Linked DNA regions of Mus musculus: region 1 is linked to region 2. A link is a loop called in an ENCODE intact Hi-C map of the cell type or tissue named here. Cell type or tissue: gastrocnemius. All regions are shown on one strand. Links, peaks and the distances in the headings refer to the core of each region. The heading gives the core; the rest is flanking DNA. Region 1 holds the start of Phf21b (PHD finger protein 21B). Region 2 holds the start of Nup50 (nucleoporin 50).

The links. A loop is a pair of places that touch in the nucleus more often than their neighbours do. Peaks named below come from ENCODE experiments on the same cell type or tissue, not always from the same donor. Only the 100,000 strongest peaks of a DNase experiment are listed, where the experiment ranks them.
Region 1: it touches region 2 in a loop (2.7-fold over the local background); 16 of 42 quality-filtered maps call a loop at or near these places.

What each region holds. Positions count from the first base shown.
Region 1 is chr15:84,852,793-84,867,455 of GRCm38, reverse strand. Phf21b (PHD finger protein 21B) reads left to right here and starts at 11,327. Exons shown (of 13, transcript NM_001081166.2): 1 at 11,327-11,791; 2 at 12,652-12,717. The coding sequence starts at 11,738. It also overlaps the pseudogene Gm4217. In gastrocnemius, for the core only: no CTCF peak of the experiment used is centred there; DNase peaks (open chromatin) are centred at 12,738, 12,988, 13,515, 13,925 and 5 more places; H3K4me3 peaks cover 4,000 bases; H3K27ac peaks cover 3,004 bases.
Region 2 is chr15:84,916,372-84,931,437 of GRCm38, reverse strand. Nup50 (nucleoporin 50) reads right to left here and starts at 8,010. Exons shown (of 8, transcript NM_016714.2): 1 at 7,788-8,010; 2 at 3,992-4,070; 3 at 1,983-2,066. The coding sequence starts at 4,060. Gm29666 (a long non-coding RNA gene) reads left to right here and starts at 14,448. Exons shown (of 2, transcript XR_001781731.2): 1 at 14,448-15,066. In gastrocnemius, for the core only: CTCF peaks have their summits at 5,639 (motif pointing left) and 6,305 (motif pointing right); DNase peaks (open chromatin) are centred at 6,313, 7,786 and 8,219; H3K4me3 peaks cover 2,425 bases; H3K27ac peaks cover 2,178 bases.

The sequences.
Region 1 (14,663 bases), core at 10,664-14,663, 70 kb after region 2:
TATTATGGGGGTCTGGGATGGAAATTGTGAGGGAGATGCTCAGTGTTGGGGGCTGAGTTGGGATAGAGACTCCTCAGCAACAGAGGGCCTCTCTGTTGCTCTCAGTGTCCTTGCTGGGGTGGGTGGTCCAGGGTTTCTTACTCCATGTAGGCCATGTAGGCCATGAGGTCCACCACCCTGTTGCTGTAGCCGTCCGTATTCATTGTCATACCAGGAAATGAGCTTGACAAAGTTGTCATTGAGAGCAATGTCAGCCCGGCATCGAAGGTGGAAGAGTGGGAGTTACTGTTGAAGTTGCAGGAGACAACCTGGTCCTCAGTGTAGCCCAAGATGCCCTTCAGTGGGCCCTCAGATGCCTGCTTCACCACCTTCTTGATGTCATCATACTTGGCAGGTTTCTCCAGGCAGCACGTCAGAACCACAATGGACACATTGGGGGTAGGAACATGGAAGGCCATGCCAGTGAGCTTCCCGTTCAGCTCTGGGATGATCTTGCCCACAGCCTTGGCAGCACTAGTGTATGCAGGGATGATGTTCTGGGCAGCCCCACGACCATCACGCCACAGCTTTCCAGAGGGGCCATCCACGGTCTTCTGGGTGGCAGTGATGGCATGGACTGTGGTCATGAGCCCTTCCACAATGCCAAAGTTGTCATGGATGACCTTGGCCAGGGGGGCTAAGCAGTTGGTGGTGCAGGATGCATTGCTGACAATCTTGAGTGAGTTGTCATATTTCTCCTGGTTCACACCCATCACAAACATGGGGGCATCGGCAGAAGGGGCAGCGATGATGACCCTTTTGGCTCCACCCTTCAAGTGGGCCCCGACCTTCTCCATGGTGGTGAAGACACCAGTAGACTCCAAGACATACTCAGCACCGGCCTCACCCCATTTGATGTTAGCGGGGCCTCGCTCCTGGAAGATGGTGATGGGCTTCCCGTTGATGACAAGCTTCCCATTCTCGGCCTTGACTGTGCCATTGAATTTGCCATGGGTGGAGTCATACTGGAACATGTAGACCATGTAGTTGAGGTCAATGAAGGGGTCGTTGATGGCAACAATCTCCACTTTGCCATGTGGAGAGCAGAAAGCAGCCCTGGTGACCAGGCGCCCAATACGGTTCACACCGACCTTCACCATTTTGTCTACAGGATAAGGCTGGCACTGCACAAGATGCGGCTGTCTCTGGAACAGGGAGGAGCAGAGCTATTCGTTACTTTCTAGTCCTCTTCATCCCTGGAACAAATGCCTGACAACATCAACTTAAGGAAAGAGGTGTTCAAGGGATCCGTCTGTCACAGTGGGGAAGGCATGGTGGATGGAATGTGGGGTGATTTGCTCACATTGTATCCACAGTCAGGAAGCACAGAGAGATGAAGAATGATGCTCGGCTGGCTGTTTCTGTTTTCCTTTTCATTCTTCTGGTCCATGAAATGATGGTGCAAATTTAGGTTGGGTCTTCCCTCCTCAGTTAAACCTCCTTGGAAACACTTTTACAGATACCAGTCAAGTTGGCAAAATTAACAATCATAGGTCCACCCCTTGTCAACTTGACACTCACATTGACACTGTACAAAATACAATTCCATCTCTGGTTCCTAAAGACTTGTTCTCATGTTCATCTTGATACAATTCCATCTATAAGAGCATCCATGCCTTGCCTCCCCAAGTTTGTGTGTGTGTGTGTTAGCTATTTTTCTATTGCCATGACAAAACATGACCAATGAAACTTGTTTAGAAAAAAATGTTTGATTTAGGGCTGGTGAGATGGCTCAGTGGGTAAGAGCACCTGACTGCTCTTCCGAAGGTCAGGAGTTCAAATCCCAGCAACCACATGGTGGCTCACAACCATCCATAACAAGATCTGACTCCCTCTTCTGGAGTGTCTGAGGACAGCTACAGTGTATTTACATATAATAAATAAATAAATATTTTTTTAAAAATGTTTGATTTAAAGGCTCATTCTGCAGCCCAAAGTTATTAATGGTTTCAGAGGAGGCTAATGGGGAAGTGGGCCAATCGCCTAGCAATTAAGAGCTCTTCAGCACTGCACATGTTCAAACATCACTCCTTGACTCTTGCTTGGGTCTCATCTTCCAGCCTTTGTGAGGCTGTGACAGTGGCCTCTGAAGTAAGAAGGCACCTGAACTCAGGTTTCACCACCTGAATCTTTCCTGGTGGGCAGTCCAGGACAGCAGGGTTATGAAGCAGCCACCATCTCACGCAGCTCGCCAGATTTCAGCATGTTTACTTAGTCCCAGGTTGACAAGAGGCATGGAGGGGATACGGCCACAAACTGTATAACCATGCTGCAGGCAACAGCGGATTGCCAGTGCTGTGAATGTGCCCAGGATCACCGTGGGACCTAGAAAATCCCACGAGTTAGTGACACTGTTGTCATTGTGCTGCTGTAACATGATGCGTTATTGATGTGTCAACCACTTCTGGTCATAAGGAAGCCCAGCTGCTATCAGCCACATGGTGCTACCAGATAGGAAGTGACCATGCTGCCAAGGTATTTACTGCATCATCCTGACCTGTAAATCCATTCCATTGAATTAACCAAAGTATGGAATGTAACTAGCTTGTGTTGTGCCAGCAGCAGCGTGCTGAATCCCTCCATCCAAAGGCCCAGGACACCTTGCATTTTTAGGAGTACTGGTCCACCAGAAGCTACCCCAGGAACACATTCTTGGGAAGGTAGTGTTTTAGAGCTTTTCTCTGACCTGGACTCAGGCAGGTGTCTTGAACTCCCATGTCCCTCATTTCTTCACATACATTTAGTGGTCTGGTTAGTTTTCGACTGTCAGCTTGACACAACTCAGAGTCACTGGGATGAGGTAACCTCAGTTGAAGAACTGCCGCAGTCAGATCGGCCTGTGGCCGGGTCTGTGGAAGGTTGTCTTGATGGATGACTGAGGTGGGAGGGCCCAGTCCACCTGGGGCAGCACCATCCCTAGGCAGATGGTCCTGGGCTGTATGAGAATGCTAGCTGATCATGAGCCAGCGAGTGAGCCACTAAGCAGCGCTTCTCTACGGCTTCTCCTTCTGTTCCTGCTAGAGTTCCTGCCTGGACCTCCCCCAGTGATGAACTCTGACCTGGAAATATGAGACAGACAAACGCGTTCCTCTCCAGGTTGCTTTTGGTCAGTGTTTGTCACAGCAACAGAAAGAGAACCAGAACACCCAGCAGCCACACACCTCCCTGATGTTCCATTCTGAGCCACTCCCTCCTCTCCTAATAAGTCAGAACTAATTACTGCAACTAGCATTCACCGATAGCACCCCTCATCATTACAACAATGATCTTCATTTTATTATTATAAATTATATTAATCACTCGTAACTCCTTAACTACTATTCTCACTAGTGGCTACCATATAGTGGCAGGAAGATTTTTATGTAGATCCTCCCTAGAGGGAGATAAAACAAGCCCTAATTCTGGCCCCTCAGCCTAGAATATTGTCTCCAGGCCTCAACCCTCTGGCCAACCCAGCTCATTTTGGATATAGGGAGTAGAATATCAGGCTTGGATCTAAGATGTACTCGGGAAGGGAGCCTATTATCCAGCATCCACTGGCTTCCTTGCTCTCATATACATGAAGGGGTTAATAATACCTATTGTGCTGGCTAGTTTATGTCAACTCAACACAAGCTATAGTTATCTGAGAGGAAGGAACCTCAATTTGAACAATGCCCCCATAAGATTGAGCTGCAGGGAAGGCTGTAGAGCATTTTAAAAATTACCGATTGACATGGGAAGGCCTAGCCTGTCATGGGTGGGGCCATCCCTGGGCTATTGGTCCTGGGTTCTACATGAGAGCAGGTTGAACAACCCTTGGTATGCAAGCCAGTAAGCCGAACACCTCAGTGCCCTCGGCAGCTCTTGCCTCCAGGTTCTTGTCCTGTTTGAGTTTATCGGTCAATTGAAAAGCAGCATCCTGGGCTGGAGAGAAGGCTCAGCGGTTAGGAGCACTGACTGCTCTTCACAGGGTCCTGAGTTCGATTCCCAGCAACCACATAGTGGCTCACAACCATCTGTAATGGGATCCCTGGCCCTCTTCTGGTGTGTCTGAAGACAGTGACAATGTGCTCATATAAATAAAATGAATCTTAAAAAAGAAAAAGAAAAGATTAAAAAGAAAAGAAAAAGAAAGAAAAGCAGCGTCCTAATTCAAGCTCACATCACCAAGGCTGAGTCCTTGCTGACACTCACCAGCCAAGTGATGAACAGGTAACCCATCTACCCCAAGACTCACTTTCCCTAGATGCAGAATGGCGATGGCGTGGTGCTCTCTGTCTTCTCTCTAGGTGGGTGGGATGCTCAGTAAGTGATGGAGGGCTAGGCAAGCTGTTGTTCCTCAGTCCATCTTTATCCCTGGACAGTGTCCTATGACGTGGAGGTTGACAACTATCTATTCTCACCATCCTGGAGCTACTCCAGAAGACACAGGGAGATCTAGAGGATGATGCTGGAACAAGAGCCCGTTTGCCTCCTGGATGTCCCAGTGACTTCACCAGGACAACGCTGGCCTGCTCTGTGAAGGGCGAAGTACCCGCAGCTCAGGGCTGGACCAAAGAAAAAGATTGATTCTCTGTATTTTTTGCAAAGGGGGCCCAGGTTCAGGTTTACTGTTGGCCAGAAGCCAAAATGTCACAAAGGACTGCGGAGATGGCTTGGTGGGGGCTAAAGTCAACTTTGTCAAACCTGAAGACCTGAGTTCTGTCCCTGGGACCCATGAGGTGGAAGTGAAAGATTGGCTCCCAAAGGTTATCTTCTGACATACACACATGTGCTTTGCATGAACTCGAACACACACACACACACACACACACACTCTTGCACATGAACCTGCACCTGCACATATACAAACACACACATATGCGCGCACACACACACACACACACACACACACACACAAACACTTATGCACTCATTCAAACACAAACATGCAAACACACACGCATGCATGCACACACTTTTGTTTGTTTGTTTGTTTGTTTGTTTGTTTTTGAGACAGGGCTTTTCTGTGTAGCCCTGACTGTCCAGGAACTCACTCTGAAGACCAGGCTGGCTTTGAACTCAGAGATCTGCCTGCCTCTGCCTCCCAAGTGCTGGGATGAAAGGTGTGCACCACTACTGCCTGGCTATACACTTTTTTTTTAAAGTGGAAAAAAAAAACATTGGCAAATGTGGGAAAGAAAACCCAATTCCACTGTTCTTGCTCTGCCAGCTTCAAGGTTCAAAGCTGAGGGAGGGTGAGGACTTGGTATGTTCCGGCAAAGAGCCCTTCCCTTTCAAAGGGCGGCCCACGGCTGCGTGCCACGCATTGACTCATTCTCAAAAGCGAGTTGAGCAGCTGATTTGGAATCTATGATGACGTAGGTGTGAAAGCACTAATTAGGATGCTCTGCTAATAATAGAACCCCAGGGATAGAGCATCCTCAGGTGGCATGGGAAGGAGGGGGGGGGGGCTTCCCGGTTTCATGGCTCTCACTAAGGGACTCCTGGGAGTGAAGGCTGTAACTCACCCTGTGCTTCTTGACCATGGCCTTCCTTCGGCTTGTCAACCTGCACTTCTTTGGACCCAGGAGGAAACTCAGACCTCCTGAAAGGAAACAAGGAACCCTCAGCACCCACCAGGTCACCAGTCCCAGCTGTTGTCTCTGAAGGTGGTCAATTCTCTGGAGGTAAGGAAGCCTCTTTCCCATAGGTCTTTTCCTGCTCCCAAGAAGCTCTGAAGCTGGCGATCTTTGAGAGAAGGATGCTTGTGTGTGACGTGGTGGTAGTTGTACTTCACATCAGAAAGCCCCAAGACTCCTACACCAACCAGGATCCCCGGACTTCTGACCAGTTGCCACTTTGCCCATGCTGGATCTAGGAAAGCCAATCCCACTGCACCCTCCCCTGCTTACTTTTCTTTGCTTGAGAACCCCTTGAATTCAGGGAGCGTGTGCCTGGGTATCTAATCTGGTTTCAGGTAGAGACAGCCCACCTAACACATAGGCTGGGTGGCCTTAATATCTTCATCTGTAAATGGAGCATGGCATGATCATCTCCAGGCCTGTGCCAAGCTGGTTACACGCTCTACCCAGTCCTTGCCAGTATTGGCCTTAAATGTCTTCCACAAATCTTAGTCCCATACTTGGCCCCCACTCCCCCAGTTCTGATCTTCATCTCCCTGCCTGTGTTTCCTCATTTGGTAACAAGTGGAAGTGATCGTAGGTTGGTTGCTCAGAGCCACCTGTTGTGCACACTCCTGCCCTCACTCCTGTAGCTGCATGGAGTGGTGGGAGCTGCAGCCAACCACAGCCTGAATATTCATTCTGCCACCAACCAGCTGGTGCAGGGCAAGGCCCTCATTACCATCCCTGGGCCTCGGTTCCCTCATGCTTATCCTGCCACAGGAAATGAAGCTTCAACAATACGGTACAGGACAAGTTCCATCTATGGGGTCCATGTCCACGGTAGCAGGGACAAGGCCTCAACCCCACCCTGCTCAGGTACACTACAAAGGACAGAGCTGAGCCAAGCTCTGCCATGGACAGATGTGACTGTGAGGTCTCAGTTTGTCCATCTGTAAATGGGGAGACAGTAAGGATTGAACGTGTTCACGGGCAGCTGAATCCGGCTCACAATCAGCATAAAAGCTAACTTCACACATGAAATTACAGGTTTAACCCCTCCATTCAACACTATGAATCTGAGATCATAGAGTGGGCACACCAGCAGGCGATGCTGCAGGCCTGGGAGATGGCTCAGTTGACTGTGTGTTTGGCACCGAGCCCTGGGTTTGATCCCCCACACCACTTGATCCAGGAAAGGCGGGGCATTCCTCTAATCCAGTGGTATATGCAGCCTGTGTGATACAACCCCCTCAGGGGACTTGAACAATTCTTTCACAGGGGTCTCCTTAATACCATTGGAAAACACAGATATTTACATTATCATTCATAACAGTAGAGAATTTATAGGTTTGAAGTAGCAACAAAAATAATTTTATGGTTGGGGGCCACCACAACACGAGGAACCGTATTAAAGGGTCAGAGCATTAGGAAGGTTGAGAACCACTGATATAATCCCAACACTGGAAAGGACTTCAGAGTTCTCCTCTGATACATAGCCAGTTCCAGTTCCAGCTGGAAGTGTTCCCCCACAAAGCAGGTGACACAGATGAATGAAGTTGAAAACAAAGACGAAGAGGGGAAAGAGATAGGTGTCTTGTGAAGTCGTAGACGATGCTCTTTCAGCTGTGTGGCTAGATCATCATCAGCCATGGGCGCTTACCCCACATGGCAGTATAGGGTACCCTGCATGGCAGTATAGGGCAGGCCTTTGAGCATCTTCCCAAAAGAGCCGCTCTTCTGAACTGCTGATGGGTAGCTGACTGGAATGGGCACCCATCTGCCATTAGCTACTGGAGAGTCCCAAGTATCCTTGGGGAATTGGAGGCAGAGTCTCTGGTTTCTGAATCCTACCTCTTAACATCGTGTCATTTTTCAAGGAAAACCAGCATGAAGGTTCTTCAAGAACAGCGGAGCCAGACAATGCAGATATATCGCTCTCAAGTATTTACCTAAAGGAATCAATGTCAACCAGTGTGATGATTTCCATATGCTTGGCCCAGGGAGTGGCACTCTTAGGAGGTATGACCTTGTTGGAGGAAGCGTGTCACTGTAGGCATGGGCGATGAGACCCTCCTCCTAGCCACATGGGAGCCAGTCTTTTTCTAGTGGTCTTTAGATAAAGATGTAGAACTCTAAGCTCCTCCAGCACCATGCCTACCAGACGTTAACGTGGTTCCTGCCTTGATGATAATGGACTGAACCTCAGAACCTGTAAACCAGCCTCAATTAAACGTCATCCTTTTTAAGAGTTGCCTTGGTCATGGTGTCTGTTCACAGCAGTAAAACCCTAACCAAACCAGCCAGCCTAGAGATACCTGACCACCCAAATCTTAAAATCAGCCTAGGTGTCCTTTGATGGATGAAGGGATGAAGAAATGTGGTATTTGTGCACAGTGGAGTTTTATTCTGCCCCACAAGTGAAGGGACTTATATCATTTGCAGTAAATGTGGCTGGGCCTGGATGTCATTACATAAGTATAGAAGTATGACGAGTTACCTGGGTTAGCACAGTGTGATCGCTACTCTTTGTCCTTGTCTTCATCTTCTCAACTTGCCTTGGCCCAGCCCCCCAGGGTCTCCACAGCACCTTTCCAGTGGGCTAAAGAGAGAGAGCTGGCCAGCCACTGTGAGCCAGCCTCCAGAGCCTGGCTAGACAGCAGGGTTCCTGCTTTGGTGGTTGGCCTGATCCTGAGGCTGTCTACCCTCACTGTCAGCCACACCCTCAGTGCAGACCCAGTTGAGACTAAGGAGGGTCTTAATGAATGACAGGGGTCATTCAGTCTTATCAGGAAAGGTCAAGGGTCTTAGAAGCTCTAGGCCAGGAGCCAAGGATGACAACCAGATAAGTATCCTGCTACACATAGAAAGACTAGCAGTGTGAGTGATGGGGTTGGGGTGGGGGAGGGACATGAGAGGGGGATGTGCCTGGGAGGGGAGCTGGGATGTTAGGGGGGTGCTGAGCTCAGGTCAGTGCATGTCAAGTGGAAATGCTAGAAGTGGAATGCTGGAAGGCTGTGTTCAGAGGCTGTGCCATTCAAGTCCTTGGAGCCAGAGTTGCATGCCAGGGTGTATGTAACACCTTACCTACAAACAGCCGTTCCTTCCACAGCCATAGAATGAACACGGGTTCTGGTGCCTCCGTGGCTCCTGTGGATACCTCCTATAGGCTCAGATGTTCCAATATGTGATTCTCCAGTTGATGGGACAACTTGGGTACGTTTAGGAAGTGTGGTCCCACTGGAGGAAGAATGTCCCTGGGAAGTGACAAAGCACGAGTTCCAGTTTCTTGTCCCCACTTCCTGCTTATAGTTTGAGATGTAAGCCCCCAGCTTTTGTTTCTTCTGCCTCCCTTCTACCACCGCGGACTCTTTATTCCTCTGGAACAATAAGCCCAAAGAAATTCGTAGTTCTCTAAGTTGCCTTCGCCATGGTGTTTTCTCACAGAATGAGAAAAGCAGCTACTACCACTCCCCTAGGGTAGGCTTGCTGCCAAGGCCAGGCTGGGGGCAAGCAGGGCAAGCAATGGATAGCAATTCAGCCCATCTATTAAATAAGTCCACGTGTCAAGATGTGGGCAAGGCGCTTGAGGGGTCCGGAGTGTCTGTGTCTAGTGTGATAGATTCCCATCTTGCACAGAAGTGAGGTTAGGAGGTTTAGAGAAATGTGTCTGACTCTGTTCAGGGTAGATTTGGGGTTCAACTCCCAGTACCCCCTCATGAGTAAGCACTGCTTGGTTGACCAACAGAGAGGGTGATAGGAGTTTTATTGTGGAAATTAGGGGGGGGTATCCCAGAAAAGACATTTGAAGTGAATCTTGAAGAAAAGAATTTGTGAAATGTGGAATGAGGGAAAGAATATTCTAGAGAACACTGGTCAGGTGAAGGGAGAGAAGCCTGTAGGAGCTCAGGAAAAGCTACATGTTTGCTTACAAGAACACCTGCTCCCAGCTGCTCAGGAAGCCAAGGCAGGGGGATCAAAGTTCAGAGTCTCCAAAGCAGGTGGCTGGGGATGTAACCCAGTGGTAGAGTGTTTACTTAGCACAGGCCGGGCCTTGGGTTTGATCCTTGGTTGCTTACTTTGCCTCTCCTGCACTGTCTGTCAGAGAACTCCCATACCATGGCCTGTGCCATGATCCAGGAAGTGGGTGACATGTTGATCATTACTGAAGCCTAAATCAATCGACAGTGGGCAAAACTACAAACCACACTGGGTCGTCACCATCCGACCAGGCACATCTCCTTCGGTGGGCATCTGCTAGAGTCTGTACTAGCCAAGGAAAGCCAGAAAGTCTACCCTGTTGATGAAAGGACCACATGGCCAGAAAGATAACCCTGAGTTTTTGCCAAAAGCCAATGACATTTACAGAAATCACAGGAGGGAGTCTCTTGGCCAGCACATGCCCCTCCTGGTCCTCCAAACACCAGTCTTCACCTAGGCTGCTGTCCTCCCCAGCAAAAGACATGAGTGGAGCTTTGAGCATGGCTCCTGTAACAGAGGCTTGCCTAGTATGCTCCAGCCCCTGGATCCTCTGCACCTCTAACTACAAAATGGGGGGGGGGGTTGAAAGAAAAAATGGGGAGTGGGAGACATTGTCTTGACTTGAGTCTAACCCAGAAGTGGGAGGAACCAGTTTAGTCAGCCAGTTAGATCGTTGTCATCTTTGTCGACTGTGACCAATACTGTATATGGCTCTAACAACACTGGTGTTCTGGTGTGTGTGTGTGTGTGTGTGTGTGAGAGAGAGAGAGAGAGAGAGAGAGAGATTTCTCCTGAGGGGTAAAGGAAATATGTAGACTGTTGGCATCCATTGAAGAGACATTTCTGACTGGTGTGCCTGAGTTTTCTTTTCTTTCCTTCCTTCCTCCTTTTCTTGTGACCCACGGAAAGAGTTAGTTATGAGTCTCTATCAATTCACGGTTACTCTGACACAGAGGCCCCCCTTTCCCTGGCCTCTTTGAAACACACTAGTGTGCTAGCGCCCAGCAGGGCACAAAGCCCCGACATTAATTGATGAGGACAGGAAACTCCGCCGCAGTAATCTCTGAGACGTTGACCCCGGCCCCGGGACTGGGAATTCTGAAATGTCATCTCCGCAGCTGTAGTTATGATTGCTTTATGTCACACTGACCTGTCGTGTTTACGATTTTTAACAACTGTCTGGAAAAAAAAAAGTCTAGGGACATCTGTTGAGAGTTTAATTGTGAGTGTAAAAAAAATCATTAAAGGACCAATCAAGAGATCAGTTTTCATACTATTTAAATACCACAGCGGCCATTAGGCGCTGGGACTCCGGCGACAGGACTGATTTAGTTCCCCAGTCTCAGTGCTAGGCGCTGCGGGAGAGGACCGGGTGATTTAAATAAAACCGGAGAGCGAGGCGAGAAGGGGAAGCGGAGGAGGGAGGAGGTGCAAGAAGCAGGAGGGTGGCATCTCAGTTTGCTGCGGGAATTGTCGCTCCGGGAGTGGGACTGTGAAAGCATTCCCTGCTCCCCGTGCTCTCGGCTGCGCACCGAGGAGATCGCTCGGGCGCCCAGATCTCAGAGCCGCGACTTTGCGCTCCGCTCAGCCGCCACTTTTGTTTCCTGAGCCTGGTCGCTGGGCCGAACGCAATGCGCACGCGCGGGCCGGGCGGGGCGGGGCGGGGCGGGCAGCGGGTTCCCGGCACCGCCTCCTGCCGCCCCGGCCCGCTCCATCCGGGCACTGCCGAATTAGCATCGTGCCGAGGCACAACTTTGCCGCGGCCCCAGCGAGATCCAGGCGCGCGCGCCGGAGGAAATATAGTCCCTGCCGGCGGTCAGCTGGCGCGGGCGGCGACAGGGCGCGCGCTGGGGGGCTGCGCGGGGCTCCCGGCGCCTGGGGGCCATGCGCCGGGCGGCGCAGGCAGCCCGGGCACCCGGCGCAACTTAGCGGCAGCCGGAAGAGTTGGGCGCCAGCTCGCCTTTCTTCCCTCTCGTCAGCCTCCTTTCCTATCGGCGCTGCAGGAGGGAACTCGTGTCTCTCTGTGCCCGGGACACCGGATCCGAGCTCTCCCGGTCTGGTTCCCGCCGAGCCGCACAACTTCCTGCGAGCTCCGGCCAAAGTGAGCGCAAAGTGCTGCCCAAGTTGCGGCGATGGAGCTGCAAAGCCGGTCCGAGGCGCTCGCGGTGGAACTCGCGCGCCACCAGGTAGGTAGTCCCGGATACTGGACCGGGGAGCCTTAGTGGCCCGGGGAGTGGAGGCGAGAGGGATCGAAGCTCCGTATCTAACTCTTGGTCTCAGGGGTGCTGGAAGCAGGCCCCTTCCTGGAACATGTCCCGGGGCTGGGATGGAACCCTTAGTTCTCCCTCTCCCCCTCGCTTCCGTGCGATCCAGCACTGTTTGCAGATCCAGGGTTCGTGGGACCCCAGCGTGGCGTCTTCTCTGCCACTGCCCCGTTTGCACAACTCGGGCGACCGGAAAGGGGACCCTCCTAGAGCTGCCCAGGGAACAGGGTGCATGGACCGGCCAGCTCCTAGCCTCCTGCTCCGGGCCCAGCCCGGCACCGACCCTCACTGTTAGCAAAAGTAGTTTGGCGATTGTGACTCCGGCGAGAGGCGGCCGGTGCCCGAGTGATATTGCGGCGTGCGCGTGTGTGTGTTGGGGAGATTAGGACGCGACTTGAATATTTATGAGCTTTGCTCGACACGGACTCGCCGTGTTTACTTGGCTCTTTGTTCGTCCCCCCTCCCCCGGCACACACTCTTACACTCACTCGCACCCGCACCCCGGCCTGCAAACTTGCACGGCTCGGGGCGCGCCGCCGGGTGGCCTCGGCCCCCGCCCCGCCCCGGGAGCTGCCCCAATGAGGCGGCAGCCACAGGTAAGCTGCTTCGCGCGACATTGCACGGTGGCCCGTGTGAGGAAAGCGGTCCCGGAAAGTTGGGGCGCGTTGGGGTCGGCTTGGTCCGCCAGGCAGTGGGTGGTGGGGATGCGGGGCTCGGGGCTCGCCTGCTCGCCCCCCCCCCCGGGGCGGCCAGGCTGAGCCCGCTCCTCTGTGTCTTCATAGAACGGCGACCTCAAGAAGCAGCTCCACGAAAGGCAGCCACGGATCGCAGCGCTCAGCGACAAACAAGTAAGGAGGGGCCTATCCCCCACAGGGGACCGGGGTCCAGGGAGGATCGCCGGGCACTTTGGCAGCACCCTAAAAAGTGCCTGTACGGTCGTCGCACGCTCCGACTCCCGTGGGGTTATGGCTGCAGTCCTCAAAGTTGCCGTCCTCCCTTTCTTGATAGAAAGAGCTGATTTGTGGTGGCTGAGGGGAGCGCGAGGCTCCGGCGGCCGGCCAAAGATCTGCGCCGTACCTTCCGAGGCGCCGGCTGCCCGGCGTCCATCTTGAGCGGTGGACATGTTTTGGGAACGTGGACATTCCCCGGCCTCGGCATCCCCTGATCCCTGCTGCGGTGGGAGGGGGACACAAGGGGGCGGCAATTCAGGCCCGCACCCCAAACTCCTTGGAAGCCATTTCCGCGTGGCACTGCCGACCCGGTTTGGTGATCCTTCTCCTAGCCGGCCCCTTCCCGGCCATCCCGCCGGCCTCACTTTTTATTCTCGGAACCTGACGCCAGCTCCCGGGGAACAAAAGAAAGGCGCCCCCGGGACCCCCCAGTTCTGCCCTAACTTGAGTGTCTATGCCTGAAAGGGGCTGTGGGGACCCGCGAGGAGCTCCAACCATGGGGGTGCGCGCCCGCCGCCCCCACGGCGAAGAAAAGTTGTCCATTGTGAGTTAGTTGCGCTGAGCTCAGCGCTCCGGGTTTCAGCACCACGAACAGATGCCGCCGCCGGAGCCCTGCCGACTGCGCGCCCCCGAGCCCCTCCCCCTCCGCGCGCGCCCCCGCCCCTGCGCGCCGCCGGCCGAGAACTTTGAGCTGTACAGCCAATGGTGCACCCGGGTCTCCGAGGCGGCGGGCGGGGGCGCGCCCCTCCCTCCCCCAGCTCGCCGCCCGGGCCCAGGAATAGCTCTCGCTTCCTTCGGAATGTCGCCGCCCGCCCGGGACTAGGGCAGCCCGAGGACCCCCGGCCCGGCCGACTTCCCTCTCCCAGCCCACGGGGACCCCCCTCTCCCCAGCGGCGCGGAGCTCGCAGTTGCCTGGGAGGATGCTTCGGCTCGCAGGCCGGTGCTCCAGGCCGAGTCTTTAAAGTTGCAAAGTGATGGGAGGGGGCGCGCAAGAGCAGAGGGGACGCCGGGCTGGACCGTAGGCTGGGGAGTCAGGCATTTGCCCCTTTCTGTCGGAGCCCGTCCCCCCCAACCCCCCACCCCCGGGCTGCGCGCCCCCGTCCGCGAGTGGAAGCTTCCATTCTCGCCGGAGGGGGGCCTGCGCGCGGCCCCGGCGAAGTCGGGGAGTTCGCGGGGGGAGGGGACCCAGGCCCGGCATTACCATTTTGATTGCTTCGATGCCATTTTTGGAGGGGGAGGGGTTGGAAGACCCTTTTCCGCAGAGCACAAAGATGTTTAATCACTGTGTAGAATCAAACCAGATACTCAAAACAAAACAAAACTAACAAATCTGGAACAGTGTGATAGCCTGGGTAAAACGCGAAGTTGTGAAGTCTTAGGCTTGGAGCAGAAGATTTAAAATGGAAAAACCAATGCTAGGTGCCTCTCTTCGCAACAATGTCTCTTTATGTGTGCGCTTCGTGCCAGTTAGTTTCACTATCTGGAGTAGGTCTTTCCGAGCTTGTGTGCGATCGTTTCTTCTGGATTGTGGCAACTATTTCAGGGCTTTAAATTTTTTATGATAGTAAATGAGTAGCTATTTATTATCCCGTATGCCGGAATTTAGATAAGGCTACAAAGGAAATCTTTGAAAATCCTGTCTGAAGGTAGAGGCAGCCTGGGGTAGAGGTGGGGGGGGGGGAGGAGCCCTCCCACCCCCAGGATGCCTTTGCCTTTAAATTTGAACTCGGGAGTATTGCCTGCAAAGGAACAGTGCCTCCATCTTTTTGTGTGAGTGCTTTAAAAGAAAGAAAGGAAGCCAGAAAACTTTTGTTCTCTGGCCTTTTAAAAATGTTTCCCGTTTA
Region 2 (15,066 bases), core at 4,610-8,609:
GAGGTTCTGAGTTCAAGTCCCAGCAACCACTTGGCAGCTCAAGCCATCTGTAATGGGATCGATGCACACTTCTGGTGTGTCTGGAGACAGCTACAGTGTACTCATATAAAATAAATCTTTTCTTTAAAAAAAAAAAAAGAGAAATGAAAAATCTTTTTTTTTTCTTTTTTTCGAGACAGGGTTTTTCTGTGTAGCCCTGGCTGTCCTGGAACTCACTCTGTAGACCAGGCTGTCGCAGAACTCAAAAATCCACCTGCCTCTGCCTCCTAAGTGTTGGGATTAAAGGCGTGCACCACCATCGCCCAGTGGAATAAAAAAATCTTAAATAAAACACCTTTCATTCTGATGCTTCTGCTTATCGGACAGTGTCAGTCATCATGGGCTGGCTTCCCACTTGCTATGTGGTTCATGACACTGAACTTCTGAGCCTTCTGTCTCCCCCTCCTCAACTCTGGGTTGGCGAGCACATGCCTCTATACCAGAGAGATTCTAGTCACACACTCTGCCAGCTCAGCAACAAGCTCCCGACCCTCAGTAGGATTTTCTCAACGATCAAAATCTAAAATCTAAGAACCGGGGCTGGGGAGCAGTAAGAGGTTAAGAGCACAGAGGACCTAAGCGAGATTCCCACCAGTCCTAGCAGTGGCTCACAACTGCCTGCAACTGAGCCTACAGCTCTGATGCCCTCTCTTCTGGCTTCTGTGGACAGGCATACGCCCACACAAGTACAATTTAAATCTTAAAAAAAAGAAAGTAAAACAGGCAAGTGGATCTCTGAGTTCAAGCCCTATGGAGTGAGTTCCAGGACAGCCAGGACTACACAAGGAAACCCTGCCTTGAACCATGCCCTCACAGAAGTGTAGCAAAAGCGTTATGTCCAAATAGATGGATGGTTTGCACAGTTGGACAGTTTTCCAAGCAGTGGTAACTGCCTTTAATCCCAGCACTTGGGGGGCAGAGGCAAGCGAATCTCTGAGTTCGAGGCCAGTCTGTATCACACCTAGTGAGTTTAAGACAGCTAGAACTACATAGTGAGATCCTTGTCTCAAGACAAAAACTAAAAACATACTAGATGACTTACAGACAAGCTCTGAAACTGTATAGAGCTCTTTGGGGCCTTTTGATTCTGTACTGGATTTAAAAGTTATGTAGTATTTACTGCTATTTTAGAAACTGCTGACAGTAAATTATCTAGCTAAATTTTAGAGTGAACTTGACACATCCATTTTCCCCCTCAGACAGTCTCACTATGTAGACCACGCTGGTCTTGAACTCTGATTCGACTGCCTCTGCTTCCCAGTGCATGTGCCACTAGGCTTGGACTGACATATTCATATTATTCCTATTGCCTAGCTCTGTTTTCCTACAATATTTGAGAAAAGCCCATTTCTTCATTTAGGCAGGTGGTATATTTAGCTTTTCTAACATAAGTTCTGAATAAAATCAATGTGAACTTCCCAGGCCAAGGGCACCTTCTTCTCCCCTTCCACTTAGCCAAGTTTTAGCTCAAGCGGTACCCCAGGCCCACCTAATGTTTTGACATTGCAACACTGAGTGCTGTCAACCACAAACTTCACCCAAATACCACAAAACTAAGTCAGTCTCCCCATCATACATGACATCTTATGTTTTAAATAAGTTTACAATTTTGTGCTGGGCTGTGCTATCTTGGGCCACATATAGCCTACTGGCCAGATCTGGTACTTTGTCACTGGCTGTCACTTACTGAACAGCCAGATCCCCTCCTGTCACAGCCTGTCTTGGCTTCTCAGTCCTCGCCATGAGCGCATATCGCATGGCTCTTCTCATCTCCCCCCACAGCTTTAAGCCCATGTTACACTGCAGATCCCCAGATCTGGCCTACTCCTGCCCATGCTCATTTCCGTTCCATCTTCTACGTGCATGAGGAGAGCTTTGCTGTATGCATACTCTGGGAATGGGAACCACATTAGGAAGACATCAAAGCTGCAGGAAGCACTCACTTCAAATCCAACGTTTCTGCGCTTTGCCTTCTTTACGGCTCTGTTCTTCATGACTTCCTCACTGGCCACTGAGAATGTTCCCATCTGCAAGAACAGACAAGTGAAGACAGCAGAAAGGTAAGGCCACAGGGAGAGTAAAACTGAGCACAAACACTTATCTGGCATTTCATCTTCTTAAGAGTTGACTCAACACATTCAGAAACATCTCACATATATTATCTACAGGTTTCTGTAGATTCCAATTCTAGTCAGCCAAGTCACAAATTTTTCAGGATCTACAAATCCAACCTCCAAGTTCCAACTCAGAGACAGGAATATGTGATTCTGAAAAGATGAAGACCACTAAATCTTGGTACCAAAAATACTCATGGCTGGCTTCCTCAACATCTTAGAGACATAGTCTCTGAAACCAAGCGTCTTACTACCAGTTTTCAAAAAATGAAGTTGCTATGGACAGCATCTGGATTTTTCTTTTGTAGAACAGGATCCTGTACATTCATGAGTCCTACCATTGAGCCACAGTCTTCGCTCACTGTTCTGAAAAGCTGACCTGCTCACCTTGCCCACTGTCCAAAAGGCCAGATCGCTAGGCCACACATGCCCCTTGTCACCCTGTGCTCTTCCACGGTGTGCTGAGTGTGCTAATCATAATCACTGTTTGCTGAAGGCTTACGGTTTCACTTCATCTATTCCCTCACCTATAGGGCTAGAACTAAGTAACTGTACAAAAGCCTCATTCAGCCAGGTGTGCCAGCTCCCACCACAGCCCCTTACACAGGAAGCTGAGGCAGCTGGATTATAAAGTGAGACCATCTCAAAAACAAAACTAAATGGCTCCCATCTACAGGTGTTTTCGATCATGTTAGCATTAAAAGGATTCTCATCCCCAGAACAAGGACCAGCAGGCTATATTGCACATTTAATGTACCTAATTTCCATAGCTGTCTCAGTAGAACCTGCGGAGCTCTTTCTCTCCTGGACACTTTAGTGCAAAGCAAACCACTATAGTCTGGATTTTACTCCACTCCAGGACTGTGCTTAAGACCAAGGCATAAAAAAAAATCCGTAACTAAAGATTGAGTTAAAAGACCAAGTCAGGGGCTGGAGAGATGGCTCAGTGGTTAAGAGCACCGACTGCTCTTCCGAAGGTCCTTAGTTCAAATCCCAGCAACCACATGGTGGCTCACAACCATCTGTAATGAGATCTGACACCCTCTTCTAGTGCATCTGAAGACAGCTACAGTGTACTTAGATATAATAATAAATCTTAAAAAAAAAAAAAGAAAAGAAAAAAAAAGACCAAGTCAGCTAACGGTTCTGTAAAAACAATAACATCAGTGCTTTGGTCCCCAAACATATCAGCATCTATCAGTACCAAAAAGGAAGACACCAGCCTGCAAATACAGCTGCAGAGCACTACTCCTTGCCGCCTTCTTCCCTTCCCTGTGTGCTTCAGAGCTGGAGTTAGCTTTGCGATGACTCTGCCTAGTGGACTGGCCTAGGACTATCAACCTGTTCAAGAGACCTAGATATGCAAAGTTTCCTCACAGAAGACAACTTTACTTTTTGCTGGTAAAAAATGACACTGATGTAAATTCTATGAAATCAGTGCAATTGCCGGGCACAGACTTAGCATCAGAACAGCTAACAGTGAAGTATGAGAAACACTGGAGTGAGGGACCGTAGGGAGCTGACCGAGGTAAGAACTGCAGCTGGCGAGCTCCTGTAACCTGCCTCCTAGTCATGACTAGACCACTCGAAACACAGCAGAGGATGCTGCGGGTGACTCTTGCTTCTACAGACTAATGACAAACGCACACTAACAGAACAGCATGCTCACACACAAAGAACACATTGCTACAGTACAGCAAACACCCACAGCTCACCAGGAACCAAACCTCTCCCGCTGTGTTTTCTTGAAGGTTTTTAAGTTCTAGCATAGTCTTCACCAAGAAAAGTAACATGAGCTGAGACACAGACAGCAAGAGACAAAGGGAGCGGCTCTGTACCTCTTCAACTTCGTCTTCCTCATCCCAGTTCCTGTCAGTCAACTCCTTCTCCGCAACTCTCTTCGCCATTTTTGTGAACCTAGATGACAGGAAACAGAAATAAGATGTTTGCTTTTCTACACCAGAGTAACTGTTACAAATACATTTTTGTTGCAGTTTTCACTTATTGTGTAATAAAACCACAAAATAGAGACGTATAAGAAAAAGCAATTAACAGATTTTAAGCAAATGAGACTTAGAGGGTTTGGCTCAAAGGGAAGGAAACACAGTAAGAAATTCAGGAAAATATGAAGTTCGGGGAAGTTAATTTTACTTTTTTAATTAAAAATTTTTATTACAAGTAATTAAAAAAATCCTAGTCCAGCATAAAATGTGGTGAGCATACCCCTGGTGCTGATGGAAAAAAAGCGCTGTAGTGAGAGCTTCACCGCGGCCATGGGCCTCCAGCATCAAATCCTCAACACAGGGCTACAGAGCAGGCAAAGACACCTGAGGGACACCAGCCCTCTCTTTCAACAGGAAACCAACTCCATTCACAAAATTAAGACAAACATCTATATTTTTTTCCACTTACCTTGCCAAACATCTATTGATCTTGCAAGAGCTATAGTATTTAAGTAGTATATTGTACGTAAAGTCCTTATGTCAATGCAAATATCCTTGCCATAAGCATTCTTTTTTTTTTTTTAAGTATAGAATAGGGTTTATTCAGGACATGGGGAGGGGAGTCGAGAGGGTAGTAGAGGCAGAGAAAAGGAGAGAGAGAGAGAGAGAGAGAGAGAGAGAGAGAGAGGAAGAGAGGAAGAGAGGCTGGCCAGGAGCACATGGGAGGGGGGGAAGGGAAAGAGCAAGAGACAGCAAGAGAGCCATGAGCACTCTTAATATTTAAAATATAAAGATGATTCAGAAGTTTATTCTTGGGTAAGGATTTTAATAATGCCTGAGAAATACTTTTGCAACATGAGTAGTTTTCTCAAGGCTACAATTAATAGAAATGGCTCCCAATTAACAATTAATTGCCTGAATTAAGCAAATTAATTGTGCAAAGCTAAGACATTACAAATTTAAAAATTTAGGTGCTATGGATGTGGTTGCAACTGATAATATAAATTGCTTCAAATATACAGCATCAAGGCTGGAGAGATGACCGGACAGGCGAGAAAGCACACTGCTCTCGTGAAGTTAGTGTTGGATTCCGAATACCCAACAGCAGCTCCCAAGTACCTGTAACTCCAACTCTTGGGGTATCTAACTAACTTTTCTGGCTTCCACGGGTGAGCAAGCACAAATTAATAATAATAATAATAGCAGCAGCAGCAGTAGTAGTGGTAGTAACAAGAGCCAGGCAAGGTGGCATACACCTTTAACCCCAGGACTCAGGAGATAGAGGTAGGTGGATCTCTGTGAGTTTAAGGCCAGGCTAGTCTACAGAATAAGTTCTAGGACAGCCAGGGCTACACAGAGAAAACCTGTTTCCAGAAAAAAAATGCCTTGCCTTTTAGAAATAGCAATAACAGGGGCTAGGGAGATAATAGCCCAGCAGTTAAGAGCACACATTATTACTCTTGCAAAGGACCCAAGTCAGTTCCAGCACCCATGTCAGGCAGCTCATATTCCTGTTGGGAGTTACAGGGGATCTAGTGCCCTCTACTGTCCTGCACAGGCACTGTACACACACACAGAGAGAGAGAGAGAGAGAGAGAGAGACAGAGAGAGAGACAGAGAGAGAGACAGAGAGAGAGACAGAGAGAGAGACAGAGAGACAGAGAGAGAGACAGGAGCTTGGAGGGTTTTGTTCTAAGCACTGTTTCATCTCTTCAGAGCAGCTTTAGCAGCGAGGGTACTTGCCCAGGCTGGCAGTAGGTACTCCTTCCTGATACTTTCTCCATTCATTTACCCTCAGCACAACATCCCACCAGAGTAGGCCTGGAACAGTCATTAGATACAAACTTACCCATCGCTTAATGCTCTACAGCAGATTAGCAACTACAGAGTAAGTTTGAAATCATAAATTCCAAAGCCTTCCAATATCTGACGTGCAGGGCTCCAGCTTTCGAAACATTCCAACCTTTTACATTTTTCTCTTACAGGCACGTTTTCTGATTACAGAATGAATGATTTTAAAAATGAAGATTCTAAAATATACAGCATGAGTTTTAATAAATATCAGTAACTGGGAACCGTCTCTTTTTAACTCCTCTCCCAAACCGCTGCAAAATTAATCTTATCAGAAATAGCGTTCTTTACAGAACTGTTCACAGGTGAGGTCTCTGGATCCCTAGGGAAATTTTTCTAATCATTACCTAACATCACCACCAGAGGGCAAAAGAGGTAAGCAGTGACCCTGCTAGATTTACTGTTTTAAGATGTGGACAAAAGGAATAGTGGGAAACGCATTTAAACTGTCTAGCTCAGACTTGAAACTAAAGAGTACCTGACAGACTAAAACAAACGAATGCTGCCGCTGCCATTTCACACTTTACTCAGATGAGTCAGAGGCCAGGAATTCTAGTTTTGTTTCCTGATGACTCTAAAATGTCCCAAACCTACCTGGCTCATAGATCTGTTGTTGATTCAGTGGTCCGAGGCATTACTTATTTGAGAAAATACAAGATGCTATTGCTAGCTTCCAGGACAAGCTGAGCGAGCCTGGGCAATCGGGTTTGGCGAATGATTATCTGTGGGACAGAGGGACTGCTATGAAAACTAAGATGGCATAGCTTAGAAGAGTGCCTCAAACAGAGGAAGTGTCCTGTCAAAATAGTAACAAAAATAACCCCTATTTTTACTCCAAAACTCAAAAGCTGTAGAGGGAAAAGTAACTACTACTATAGGCTAAACTTTTAAAACACATTTCACCAACCCGGGTGATGGTAGAGGGAGGCTGAAGCAGGATGACAGTTTGAGGCCAGTCTAAGCCATAGAACAAGTTCAAGGCCAACATAGGAGATACATACTTTTTTTTTTAAAGCACCAAATACCTACTTATTTCACATTCCATAGTTAAACACAACTCTGCAAATTATCTGGAACAAGGCCTGGCACTTGAGACTTATCTGCCAGCTATTATTGTTGTTATTAAAGCTTTTCTGTTTTATTTTTCTTTTAAAGCGGTGGGGACAGGATCCAGGGTCTCGTACGTACTAGATAAGCTTCTACCAATATGTTACCGGGGAAATTTAATCCCTGTAATAAATGACTTACAACAGCTGCCCGGAAGACTTTGCCAAATGTCTGCGTTTGTGGGTAAAATGGCTCCACGAAATGCTTTTAAGATATGAAGCTAGGAAGTTGCCGGGGGACGGGGTGTGTGTGTGTGTTGACAGGGGATGGTGATGGTGTGTGTGTGTGTGTGTGTGTGTGTGTGTGAATTATTCACGATCGGGCCGCTTCCTGCGGTGTGCGCACCCGCACAACTCTGCGGTCAAGAGATGACTTTCACAGGAAAACACCAGGAGCCGATCGAGGTCACTATAACGCCCCGGAAAAGCCCAAACCTCAAAAGTGGCCCTGGACGAACCCGGGTGACCAACGGCCTGGAAACTCGGTGAGGGCACCGGGGGACCGAACAGCCGGGGAGACGACATGTAAGGGGCGAAGGCCAGCCAGGGTTGGGCCAGGGCGGCCCTGCCACCGCCGCCTACCTCCGCTGGGGCCGAGGCCCGCGCTCAGCCGAGCCTTCCACTGCCAGGCGGCTCGCCCGGCAGGCCCGGCCCGGTCCGGCTTCACAAACAGCCCGCCGCGTCGCCAAGGCGGCCGCCGCCCCGCCCTCCTGGCCTGCCCGGCCCTCACCTACCTTGACTGCCGCCGCCGATCACGCTGGAGTCCCGGCGCCGCGGCGAGCAGGGCCGAGGCGGCGGTCGCGGCCGCTGGGAGATTCCGGTGCGTCGAGCGCCTCCGGGAACTTCGTGATCAGCAGAACTCGGGAGCCGTGTGTCTCTGAGTCCGACACTGAGGACAAGAAGAGACATCCGCTCAGCCCGAAGCTGCTACAGAACGGTGAAGAGAGCGCCCGGGGCCGCCATCTTGTAACTCGAATGGACGCCTCCGAACCAATCGGAGGGAAAAGAGAGGGGGAGGGGGAAGAGGCAAGCGACGCCCGCATCCAGCTACTGCGCATGCGCGTCGGAGCCTCCGCCGCCGGCCCCTTCTCCTGAGGGCCACTTGGGTCGCGCGGCGCATGCGCAAGCCCGCCCTAGAAACAGTCGCCGGGAGGACCATTGGAGCTCGCGCGTGCGCACAGGGAGCGCGGGCAGCGGGCCGGGAGCCAAAGCCACTGTCAAACGCGGGTTAAGCACGTTGGTCACGTGTCGGCCGCCGTCCCAGTTTGAGGAGGTTCGCGCGCCAATCGCTGCCGAGACACTAGCGGGAGGCGTTGTGGTCAGTGACTTTGGAGGCCTCCGATGGTGTGGTGGGTGGCTGAGGAGACTGGCCGTGGATCTGGGGGGAGCACGAGGCGGGTGCAACGTGATTCTCACGTGGACGGGCCTTGGGGAGGGTGGATCTCAGTCTGCGGAGACTTGGAAGCTTGTGGTAGCTCTTCCCGACATGGGGCTGGAGAGCCCTGCGGGACGGACTCTAAAGGTCACCTGCCCCAATTGCTGCTTTATGATAGATGTCCACAGATTTCCTCGTTGGGAGCTGTAAATTTGCCCCAAGCTGCAGGACCAGCTAGGGCCCACAGGAGATGAAGTCCCCGGAGGGATTCAGCTGCGGGACGAACCGTATGCGTCCTGGACCAGGACTCGTGTTTTGTGTGCTTTTAGCTGACTACAGCACTCTAAAGCGGTTCAGTTGTTTAAGAAGGGATTCCGGTTGGTCTAATTCTTCTGCTTGAGTTTTAACGAGAATGTGAACCAGAATGTCAGACCCATCCTTAACCATCCGGAAACGGGTCTCAGAGAAACTAGCATTTCTAGAGCAATAGTTCCAAACTTTTGAGAGAGGACAAAGGGGGTTCCAAGGGAGAAGTCAAGTCCCTTATTTTCAGGGTGTTTCATCCATCGATCTGCAAGAACTGCAAAAGGAGACTAGCTGGCACGGTGGTAGAGTACTTGGCTAGCACGAGGAAAGCCCTAAATTCAGTTCCCCCAGATCCAGCAGAGTGAAAGAGAAAAAGCCAGATCGCATTTAATGCACACATTTGTTCTTGATTCAACTGACTGCCAATGAAGTGTCTTCTGAAAATTTGTGTTAAATACATGCAAGGTATTTTTCTTGTCATTCTCTACACATTTCAGCTATGTCGTTAACGTCATATTTAGTGCTATAAGTACTCCAGAGATAATTTAAGTATCTGAAGTCAGTCAGGTCATGGGCATTTTCAACTAAAGTCACAGTTACTGGAAGGCTGAGGCAAGAGGATCAGCCCAGGCCAGCCAGAGTAACAAGAAGATCCTCATTAATACAGACCAGACCCACAATCACAGCTATTCAGACAGTTGAGGCAGGAGAATCAAAACTTTAAGGCCTATTCTGGGCCACAGATAAAATTCAAATCTATGTTGAGCGTGCCTGAGCAACTTAGACCCTCTCCCAAAAATAAATAAAAATACAAAACTGGCTGGTCATAGTGGTGCTCATTTTAATCCCAGTACTTGATTAAATCCCAGTACAGAGGCAGATCTCTGAATTCCAGGCTAGCTTGATCTTCATAGTTCCAAGATGGCCAGCCTCACATATTGAGACCCTGTCTCAAAAGCAAACAAAAACACAACTACCAAAAAGCAACCAAATGAAGAACCAGAAAGGGTTGGGGGTGTTCAGTGGTAAAGTATCTGCCTAGCGCCTGTGAGGCCGTAGTACTGCAAAAGGAAACCTAAGTAAACTGGAAGTAGTAGTCCACACCTTTAATTCCACCACTCAGTACTGAGGAACAAAAACCTAGCTGCAAGCCGAATTCATTGGAGTGAGATGTCCGTGTGAAACCTGCCCGGAATTCTTTCAGGTTATAGGCAGTTTGGGTAATCTAGGAACTGGGACATGATTGCAAGTTCAAGGCCATGTTGAAGGATCAGGTGAGATCCTCTCTCCAACAGCAAAACCTGCAAGTAAAATACTTCATGTGAATACTGTGCCACTTAATATAAGAGCCTTGAGCAGACTGGAGTGACTCGGTGTTTAAAAGCACTTGTTCTTTCAGGGGATCCAGGTTCAGTTCTCAGAATTCACGTGACAGCTCACAACCCTCCATAACAGGATCCCGGACGTTAACACAACAGACTCCATTGATGGTGGTACCATTCAGGCCATGAAACTCAGCAAGCAGCACCACTTGGTAAAATGAAAACAATGACCACGGCCATCAAAGGCCATACATACTTCATAGTTTCTAAATGTAGTCACCCAGCTCAACTGAAGTATGTCAACCCAGATTGTTGTCCGTGCTTAACTCGCCCTGAGTAAGACTTTGGGCTACGCTGGGATTCTGAACACCCAGCAAGGTTACTGGTCAGCTAAGAGAGTTTGTATTGGCTTAAACTCATGTCTGAGCAGCAGTCTTATCTGATGGATACACAACACTGGAAGTTCAAAACATTCATATTCAAAAATTAAGATTTGAAAAAGAGAGAAATGACTTAACTCATCGTAAGATTTTGTATCTGCAGGTATTGTGGACATGCATAAGCATTAGGGAAACCCAACATACAGGGATGTGTCTTCAGGGCATCTCTTTTGTGTTCCATGTCCTGTGATTAAACTCTGGGAAACTACAACAGCCCAACCCAGACAGGATGATTAGATTGCCCAGATCCTTCAGTAATGAAGATATGGGTCTCCCTAACTCCAGGTAAAGAACCAAGACTCACTAATGTGCTTGCTGAGGGTGGAGGAAATACAGAATAGGTAGTACAGGAAGGCAGTTGTGAATACCAACGGTGGCCATGTGACCTTACAGAAAAGAGGTCTGTAACTGACGTTTTTGTCCTGTTAAAAACATGTTTGTGCATATAGAAAGCAGATACTGTGTTTTCTCCTATTTCTTTTTTTGGTTTTTTTTTTTTTTTTTTTTGAGACAGGGTTTCTCTGTGTAGCTCTGGCTGTCCTGGAACTCACTCTGTAGACCAGGCTGGCCTCGAACTCAGAAATCCGCCTTCCTCTGCCTCCCAAGTGCTGGGATTAAAGCCGTGGGCCACCACTGCCCGGCTTTTAATTTGTTTTGTTTTCTTGTTTTGTTTTTTTTGTTTGCCATTTCTTTATAATGAAATGTAGTATCTATTGAGATGTCAGTGGTTATGTCTCATAAATCTACATTACCATATTTAAGGTATAAGACTAACCATTCTTTTAAAGACTTTGCTACGTAAGCCCTTGGGAGTCCAGAACCTTACATTCAAGGTTGCAGATGCTGGGCACACAAACTACAATATTTTGTGTTTTCTTAGCTGGATTTTGACCCCCCCCCCCCTTTGGTGTGATTATTTGTTATGGCCCTGAGTATATAACTTGGTTTTGATTTTTATAGCTCACTTAGAGACTTTGGACTTTTAAAGTGTTGAGATTTGTAAAGAAATTGGGGTTTTAAGAAATACTTATTTTATGTGTGTCTGAGCACATGTCTATGTACCATGTGCATGCAGTGCCCTCAGAAGCCAGACAAGTGTGTCAAATCTCCTGAAACTTATTATAAACTGTTATGACACATACCCTTGTCTCCACTCCCAAATTTTTACTTTAATAAGTTATTTTAAATTTTATGTATGTGTTTTTGTCTGAATGTATGTCTGTATACCACAAGTGTGCCTGATACCCTTGGAAGTCAGAAGGTGTCAGGTGGGCAAATAGAGTTACAGATGATTGTGAGCTGCCATGTGGGTGCTGGGGCTTAAATTCAGGGCCTCTGAAAAAGTAGCCAGTGCTCTTGGCCATTGACCCATCACTAGCTCTGCTTAGGGGCTTTTAAAAAGCTGGAATACATTATACAGTATGTATTATATAAAGTAAACATGAGACTTTGGAGACTAGAGGTGAAAGTTAAGGTTTTAAAGTAATGATGTGTTTGTGAATTTGACTACGGAGGATCCCCTGGGGAGAAAGCCTCAATGTAGGCTTGTCTATGTCATGTTCACCTGTGGGCACATCTGTGGGGGTTGGGGGTTGTCTTGACTGTCTTAACTGCTGTGGGAAGATCCACCCTAAATATGGGAGGGGCCTTCTGTTAGTGCTCAGATGAAACAATATGGAAGCCAGAGAGTTTTGCTCTTTTGCCTGCTTGGCCTTCATTCTTGATGGCAAGTTCATCTATTCTGCTGCTGCTGCTGCTGCTGCTGCTGCTGCTGCTGCTGCTCCTTTAGCTGACTTTAGGACCAACTTCTTCAGGCTTCCAGTGTTGATGGAAGGCCCAAAGCTCCTCAGGAATCCTCCAGGCCTTCACCAATGTAGGTACTGCTGAGTTGGGTACCTAGCCTTTGGGCCTGAGCAGATACCAGATTCTTGGTCTTTGTAGTGTGAGACAACTATACTCAGACCATATTGTGTAAGCTAATAAATCTCATCTTAACTATATATCCATCCTCTCAGCTCTCTTCCTCTAAAGAGCCCTAAGATTGTGCACCCCTGTCCAAGAGTCAGCTCCCCCCCCCCTTTTGCTTTGTGTAGTCCCTGGCTCTGTTCCTAATGAGTGAACAAATGTAACAAGAGTTTTCTCCTACTTGCCTTGACTGAGTCTCCCATTGACAAGCTACTTAAATGGAGAGAATTAACTTTCCCAGCCCCTGAAGTACTCAACTTCTGAGCTAAGCCTTTTGTCCCAGAATACGTGAGTTTTGGGTGTGAACTTTGTAGATGGCAGTATGTCACAATGTTAGAAGATTGGACACTCCTAAAAGGAGGCGAGGTTGAAGACAAAAGTGAGACACTAAAACTGAGTTCTTGAGAACGTAGGAGGGGTTGAGAACCAGGCCCTCAACTGATGCAGAGGCATTTCCTTAGGGGAGAGGGTGGAAAAAGCTCAGGTTCTCCAGGGACCTCAGAGCCGCCGCTTTTCTTTCCTTAATGCCACTGTTCCAATGCTCTGCTCATTTCGTCTTGGCACATGCTGCTCTTCCTCATGCCTGACAGTGGTATGAGATGGTGATAGACGTGAGAATCTTGAGACTCATGAAGACAGAGGGTGAACTGAGCTAAACCATAGCATTCAGTTCCAGGAAGGAAGAATGACTCCACAGAGGAGGGAACAGAGGTGACCTCTCACTTTCAAAGAGATAGTGGGTGTGGAACGAGAACCCAGAAAAAGGATCCTGGGAGCTGCACTGTTTGTTCATGGTGGCAACAGACTTGTTCTTATTCAAAAACCAGACCTCAGAAAACAGCTGGCTAAAATAGCACTTGTGTGGGTTCCACCAGTATTCCAGACAGTCCCCACTTAGTGCCATTTTCATCTTAATCATTTCCATCTTATCATTGGAGACCACCCCGCTTTCCACATGCAGCCCCTTGGCTGCAGACTGGGTTTCCCCTTCAGAACCCAGGCTGTGCACACCTTGCCTCTGCTGCAGAACTCCCTCCGTGTTACCATAGCTTCTGATGATGGCTATTTTGGTACATCCCAAGTAGGGCAGGAAGGATTTACCATAACTTAGGAATTGAGTGGGGCTCTTACAAAAGGCCCACAGAAAAGACAGCTTTTACTAGAGCTTGAACCTGCTTTTCCCCCAACCTCAGGCCCTAGAATTGTAACCAGATTCCTTTATGAAGTCTTATGGTGGGCTGGTGAGATGGCTCAGTGGGTTAGAGCACCCGACTGCTCTTCCGAAGGTCCAGAGTTCAAATCCCAGCAACCACATGGTGGCTAACAACCATCCGTAACAAGATCTGACTCCCTCTTCTGGAGTGTCTGAAGACAGCTACAGTGTACTTACATATAATAAATAAATAAAATCTTTAAAAAAAAAAAAAAAAAAGAAGTCTTATGGTATAGAATTTTAAGATGCTCAAAATTCAAAGCCTCCACCCTCATCTGTGACTGTTGCTACAGTCTTCCCATCTGGAGTAAAAAGCATTATGCTTGGGGGACAAACCATCTTCTTAGACCCCTACATCTAATCAGTAAATGTATCCATTCACTCTTCCTCCAAGGCATACATGTCCATTATCCAGCCACATGCCAATTAATGTTAATTTAGCTAATGATACCTAGGTATTTTCATTCAATACTAACCTAGATATTGCTGTGAAGGTAGTTTTAAGAGTCTGTAGACTCATAAAAGCTGATAATGGGTTTTATTAAATGATTTGAAGCCACCTCCCAAAACAAACAAGAAACCAAACACCTGGCCTCTGAAGAAGGAATTCCTCCAGCTAACTACTTCCAGACCCCATCTGCAATGTCGGCTGTCCCTTCTATCCAGCCTGCTGTCCTACTGTGTAGACTTTGAGCCTCCAGCTTTCCCAACCTCATGAGTCAATCCCTTGAAATCTCTCAAAAAAAAAAAAAAAAATGAAACACTCTTGACTACAGTCCATATGGCCAGTATTGGTTGCTAGAACTGCCTTAGTCCAGCCAGTTGTGGGTCTTCACCTGGTAGGATGGCCTGGACCTTTACTCCTAATGGGTTTGGGCCATTTGTTCTTCTGTCTCAGCTGCACTGTCTTTAGCTCATTGCCGAAGCTGGTCATAAGACATGGTGGTGATCCTGACAAGTGTGCTGAGTGGTCCAGAATCCAGACACTTCCTCGCCTCCAACTTCCCTTTAGTAGTGAGCATCTGTCACCCGGACAGCACAGCAATTCCCTTCTTTGCCAGTTTCTTCAGTGCCGTGAGGGACCTAAAAGGGCTGAACACTCTTAGCTGCTGGTTGAATGGAACCATTGTCTCCTAGCAGAAGCATTCAAGCATCTTACCTTGGGCACCAGACCCCTGGGTCAGCAGAGCAGAGCATTCAGGCATGGGAGGCAAAGAGTATTGCTAGTCAACTGGGGTTACTCGATAATAACAACACTCTGATTTCCCACTTCTTGCTTTCTGGAACCCTAGCTACTAGACCAAACAAGGCTGCTAGTACCCCTGTTGGTTCTGTTTCTATCAGCTCTAATGCAAGAGCAGGTCTTTCTCGGCAGCTCTGCTGTCATGTGCT